2 separate regions of the Homo sapiens genome follow, and region 1 is linked to region 2. The links are chromatin contacts, found by Hi-C or POLR2A ChIA-PET in ENCODE. All regions are on one chromosome and are shown on one strand. Each heading gives the region's core, a stretch centred on a gene start or an enhancer-like site at or near the end of the contact. The rest is flanking DNA. Distances are from core to core; before and after follow the strand shown. Region 1 overlaps LIMA1 (LIM domain and actin binding 1). Region 2 has its middle 6.7 kb from the start of ASIC1.

Region 1 (3,218 bases), core at 528-3,027, 140 kb after region 2:
CTGGCCAGGTGCGATGGCCCAGGCCTGTAATCCCAGCACTTTGGGAGGCCAAGGCAGGTGGATCACTTGAGGTCGAAGTTCCAGAGCAGCCTGGCCAACATGGTGAAACCCTGTCTCTACAGAAAATGCAAACATTAGCTGGGCGTGGTGGCGGGCGCCTGTAATTCCAGCTACCAGAGAGGCTGAGGCACAAGAATCACTTGAACCCAGGAAGCAGAAGTTGCTGTGAGCTGAGATCTCATCACTGCCCTCCAGCCTTGGAGACAGGGCAAGACTCTGTCTCAAAACAACAACAACAAAAGGAGAGATATTAAAAAGCAGAATAAATTTTTGGTGTAATAGTATAATGGATGCTACTGGAGAGAGCCTGTACAAATCACAATTCACATAATGTAAAAGTAGGACAAATGTATTTATCAGATTAAAAATCATTTTCAGTTGCAGAAAGGGAATTCTGCGTTTTTTGTTTTTTTTGTTTTGTTTTGTTTTTTGAGACAGAGTCTCACTCTGTCACCCAGACTGGAGTACAGTGGCGCGATCTCAGCTCACTGCAAGCTCCACCTTCCGGGTTCAAGCGATTCTCCTGCCTCAGCCTCCTGAGTAGCTGGGATTACAGGCGTGCACCACCACACTCGGCTAATTTTTGTATTTTTAGTAGAGATGGGGTTTCACCATGTTGGTCAGGCTGGTTTCTAACTCCTAACCTTGTGATCTGCCCACCTTGGCCTCCCAAAGTGCTGGGATTACAGGTGTGAGCCACTGCGCCTGGCCCGGAATTCTGTATTTTTTAACACTTGAAATAGATGTAGGAGAGTAAGTGCTCATTCTGGTCAGTAAAGACACAGCAGGAGACAGAAACTTCACATGGGATAAGAGGAGATGGATACTGTTCTGCTAAAGGGGAACTGAAGGACGCAGAGCACTCCTCCATCACAAACACACGGAGGGGAGGCACACACTGTGGGAGGGGGAAGCAGCCCAGGGAACAGAAGGAAAGGAGAACCTGTGAGAAAGCTGAAAGTTGAGCTCACATTAGGAGGAAAGTGGAAGGCAGGAGCAGAAATTAGGTACCAGGAGCAGGAGGCAGAAGCTGGAAGAGACAAACAGGAACCTTCAATGAATACACAGCATTTGGCGTGCCCTGGAGAGCTTTACTGCAGCTGAGCTGAAACTCAGAGACTCAGATCCAAGAATAAGACCACATTTTTCTTTTTTTCCTTTTTAAGTAACTCTGCTAATCATGGCAAAATCAGCCTCACTCGTATCTACCTGAGGCTGGAACATATCCCAGCTCAGGAGAGCGAGCTTTTATGAGCCTTCACCCACACAAGGAGTGTCTCATTAACAATTCTTTAGTGGCTTACTACCTCCCACACCTGACCCACATCGGCTCTCTCTTTAATAGAGCCTTCACCCACATGGAGCAAAAAGTCTGTCTTCCTCCTTAACATCAAGTTAATAGATTGCTAGCTCACATAATTGACTAACCTTGAGCTTCTAACTAGCCAGACCTATCAGAGTCCCATTATTCCTATTCATTTCTCACATCAACCCTTTTCAATATTATTTAAGGTTTATGCAGCAGCAGCTGCCTAAGGGCCCCTTCTAGTTTCATAAAGACAAGAGGGTCCCGACATGGTAAAATGCCAACTCACAGCGGCTGCGGCTGTGCCTCCCCTTTATTTTCTATGTCCTGGGCTCTCAGCCACTTTTCTGTAATTGCCCCCATGTCTATTCAGACAACAGGAAGCATAGTCAGTGCCTAAAAATCTCTACCATTATCACAGGCCTGGCATACATCCTGCCCATGCCTTCATGGCATGCTCAGACTTGGCACAGCCATGTTTAAAACACTGCCAATACGACAATGTTAGACATTTTTTATCTTCACAGTATATTTTTTCAGTTAGTAAGAGATTTTTTTTTTCATTCCCCTTCTCCCACCATTTTGCCCCTACCAAGTAGAAAGTTAAACACCAGGTCTTATCAAAGTTCACATAGTCAATAACAGAAATAGAATTAAAACTGTAGGAAAACAGCCTGTTGCATGGCAGGAGTGATGCCATCTTGGAGTGAAACCACCATGCTAACTGGTGGTTTGACTCCTGCATACCAAGGTGGTTTGTTCTGCAGCAAAGTCTTTAAACAATGCCTGTAGCATAGATTATCCCTCATAAAGGGGTAGTGCCCAGAGCATAGACAACCCCTCATAAAGATGCTTATCCAATCGCTCCAGTGATAAGTTTTGCAAGAAAGTCAAGCGTGACTAGCTGCACATGTTTTATCCTAAAACCTTGCTATATAAAGGATATTTTCTGGAGGGCTGGTGCAGGGATCCACTGTCTCATGGCCTCCTAGACATCACTTCTGTTCATAAGCTCTTATTAAATGTTTCTTTCTGAGAAACTGGATTTGTCAGCCTCTTTCTTTGGCTTTTCAGCTCCCTCAGCCTTTGTGGGTAGGTCTGCATAGACCTGCTCACTGCACAAACTCAGAACTCCTGACTCACAAACCAAGAGAGCATTTTCTAAATTGTCCTGGAATGTTAAATTTCCACAGCCAAGGGAAACTCTTTGGGGAGGAGAGCAGATGCTAACCCAAATGAAATTAATCCCACGACAGCAATTTGAACAAACTATGGTCTTCCCTTTGTTTCAAATAAAAATGTGTAGATAATATCTTCAGGATATTCTAGAGTGAATGAGGTAATCTATAAATAATTGATGTTCATAAATACTGTCTTTCCCGTTTGAGGGATATTACAGACCCTCTGTTGATTACCATCTACTTAAAGCTGTTTTTCTAACAAATTTGCATGGCTTCATTTACATTCTTTTACCCTCTTGTCTCATATATTTTTTACTCTAATAAAGGCCCCAGTTGTGGTGTGTGTGGGAGGTAGGGGGGAGCAGCTGACAACAGACATTGATGTTAACTAGCCTTTAGACATAGTGAAAGAAGATGAAAATTCTGTATTGACGTCAAGCCTCTATTCCTCAGAATACCACAAAATGCCTTTCATTCCTTCCAATTTGTGTAAAATATCTAGGTAATGAAACTGAAATTCTTCACCACACAGCAAATGGTTGGGCCAGCCCTGTGCAGCCTTAACCCTTCCTCTAATTTTCTGTGAAACTCTATGAAAGCATTTTGGGGAATATTCATATCTTAAATAGAGTGCTCTACACAGAGAAGAAAGGACAGTCCTCTGAAAAGGC
Region 2 (2,863 bases), core at 174-2,673:
TACTACAATGCCCAGCACATACTTGCTAAATAAATGTTGGCTGTCTTTATCTTATCCCAGTACTACCTTGATTATGCCACCTCCTGCTCAAAACCATTTAATTGCTCTCCAGTAACCCCAGGGCAAATCCAATTTCCTTTATACTTACGTCCTCACCTCTTCCTACTTCTCAGCCTTGGCCCTCACTATTTATTCCCTGCCACCTCCAGCCAACCAGACAGATTAAATTCCTCCCTATGCTTCACCCTGGTCCCCCATCATCAACATTTCTTTCATACTATCCCTCCACCTGAAATGCCTTGCCTCCCTCCCATGCCATTATGGCCATTGCAAACTCCTATCATCCTTCAAAACCCATCTCAAATATCACTTCTTCCAATATGCTTTCATGGTCATCTCCAACTCTCTCCTGCCTCTGAACTCTTTAATAGTACCTCTTTCTTGGCAAGCATCGCATTCTTTCTTGCATCAGAGCCAAACACCTATGTGTCTGGTCATCCCTGCTGACCCATAAGCTCCTTGAAGGCAGGACCCACTTCTGATTGATCTTGGGAAACACAGGGCTGCCCAGCCCAAGGCCTGGCATGTAATAGGTGCTCAGCTAACAGACGGTGGATTCTACTAGCTCTGGGTAGTTGTGTCATCTAAGCAGAAGCAGCAGGAACCTGCAGGTTTCCCAGGCCACCCTCACTGACCTGTGTAGACTATGAGGGTACAGAAAACCAACGAAGCCAGCAGTCTGTACATGCAGGGTCCACCGAGCAGATGGCAAGAAGACGGCAGAGCCAGATTCTAGGAGCATGTGGAGCTGTGTGTGCTCAGCTCATCAACATTCTCTCAGACATTTAGCCCCTCAGTCAGTCAACATTTTTTTTTTTTTTTTTTTTTGTCTATTCTGTGCCAGGCACTGTGTGAGGTGCAGCGGACACCAGCCTGGTGTCCGTTCCCAAAGAGTATGCCTATGTGCCCGGAGCTCCTGTGTGTGCACATACATGTGCCCACGTGCAAGCCCCACACGGCCTGGAGTTCCAGCTCCCGACAAGCTGAGCCTCCTGTGAGCCGAGGCTGAGAGGGCCGCCTATTACCCTGTTTCCAAACAACTCCCCTTTCTGCGCCAGCGCCGCTGCCTCTCCCGTCTGTTTGCCCCTCGCCGCCTCCTCCCTCTGTTGGGGCTGCCGCTGATGATGAAATTTGGCTTGCAACAACCTCTTCCTCCCCTTCCTGCAGGCCTGGGAGAGGATTAAGCCGCTGGAGTCTGAAATCGGAAAGATCCCAGCTTCTGCTCCCCAGCACCTCCCCTCGCCCCCTCCCCCTCCCCGCCCATGCAAAACTAGAAAATTAATCTCCCCTTCTGCCTGTGATATGGCGGGCTGCATTACAAGCTGGGCGTCGAGATAAAGCGGGGAGCCGCGGGACGGCGGCCCAGCGCCGGGGCCCCGGGTGGGGCCGGCCAGGGAGATAAGGGCCTCCCAGCCCCATGAATTATTCACCGGCACTGCCTCCTCTGGCTGGGCGGCCGCCCTGGGCGCTGAGATTGCGTCTTCCAGAGGGGCCTGGGTAGGGTGGGAGGGGGGTCCGTGGGGAAGGGCAGCAGGCTGTAGAGGGGTCTTCCTATGGGGGATGGGGAGAGGGGAGGACTGTACTTAGCTGGGGGACAGCTCAGAGACACAAGCGCCTTGAAAAGCCAACTGATGCAGGGGAAGAAGGTGTCCCCAGGCCCTGGGAAGCCCAGACCCAGCCAGAACCCCCGCAGGGGTGCTCCTTATTATACAACTCATTAAACGCTATTGAGAGGCTACAATAGCCAGACTCAGGCCAGGTCCCAGCACCCCAGAGCTAGAGAGCCAGTCCCGCCTGAGGGCGCCCTCAATACAATGCACCTACCGAATGCGGGCTGTGTTTGGACCTGGGCGCATTCCTCTCACCAGGCCTGTCTCAGCCACATTTCTCCCCCTCCGTCATCTCCTCTGGTAGTCAAGACAGCCGCTGCTCGCTCTGGGGGAGCACCCCGACTTGAGGGGGTGCAAGAGGAGGAGACAGGACAGATCTGCTCTCAGGCCAGCCAGAGCCCCCAAAACAGAGAAACCAGGGCAGGTGGTGTAGGGGGGAAGTGGGGGTCAGTGCTACCGTAGGGAGATAACCAGGGAAGTTTCCTGCGAGGGGAAATAACCCCAGGCACTATGTGAACCTTTTGTTTCTCTCCTTTCTTGCTTGTTCTCAAAGACCCAGAATTTGAAAGCAGGGAAGGACCTTAACAGTCTCTTCCCTATCTTGAAGTCTCTATCTTTCCATCTCTCCCTACCTTCTCTCTTCTCTTTCCTCTCCATCTGTCTCCACTCCTCCCTCTCACTCCATATTGTGTGTCCATCTGCCCTTTGAAGTTCTGCCTTGGCCCCGATTTCTCCACCTCTCTGTCTCTCTCTTCGAGATGGAGTGTGGCTCTGTCTCCCAGGCTGGAGTGCAGTGGCGCAATCTCGGCTCACTGCAAACCCTGCTTTCCGGGTTCAAGCAGTTCTCCCTGCCTCGGCCTCCTGAGTAGCTGGGATTACAGGCACCTACCACCATGCCCAGCTAATTTTTGTATTTTTAGTAGAGATGGGGTTTTGCCATGTTGGCCAACTCCTGCCCTCAAGTGATCCACCTGCCTCCGCCTCCCAAAGTGCTTTGGATGACAGGTGTGAGCCACCATGCCCAGCCTATTGTCTCTTTAATGATCCCTCCCTTCTGAAGTCTTGACTCCCCCAAATGGCATGTTGACACACAAATTGTAATGTGCCATAGAAGGAAGGTGGCCATCTGCTGTCCCCCAACCCCCTAATTGGGGAGAAAAAAGAAGGGTTCAACATGGTCCTGGATGTGCAGA

Evidence for each region. Hi-C counts contacts between places; a loop is a spot of excess contacts on that map. ChIA-PET counts read pairs that join two places held with the same protein, here RNA polymerase II (POLR2A). Pooled maps may share reads with other maps.
Region 1: POLR2A ChIA-PET joins it to region 2 with 13 read pairs in activated T-cell. The contact joins two enhancer-like sites. A Hi-C loop is called at or near these places in 2 of 50 pooled maps. POLR2A ChIA-PET finds 5 or more read pairs at or near these places in 4 of 52 experiments (B cell, GM10248, H1 and 1 more).

The regions. Positions count from the first base shown.
Region 1 is chr12:50,184,359-50,187,576 of GRCh38, forward strand. All of the region lies in intron 9 of LIMA1 (LIM domain and actin binding 1), which reads right to left. Among named protein-coding and RNA genes, the nearest start is that of CERS5, 19 kb to the left of the region's middle. Within about 2 kb of position 1,778, at least 8 of the 41 ENCODE cell types and tissues checked have a DNase peak (open chromatin) inside an H3K27ac peak, as active enhancers do.
Region 2 is chr12:50,049,493-50,052,355 of GRCh38, forward strand. No RefSeq gene overlaps it. Among named protein-coding and RNA genes, the nearest start is that of ASIC1, 6.7 kb to the right of the region's middle. RefSeq lists an enhancer at 1,492-2,420. Within about 2 kb of position 1,424, at least 9 of the 41 ENCODE cell types and tissues checked have a DNase peak (open chromatin) inside an H3K27ac peak, as active enhancers do.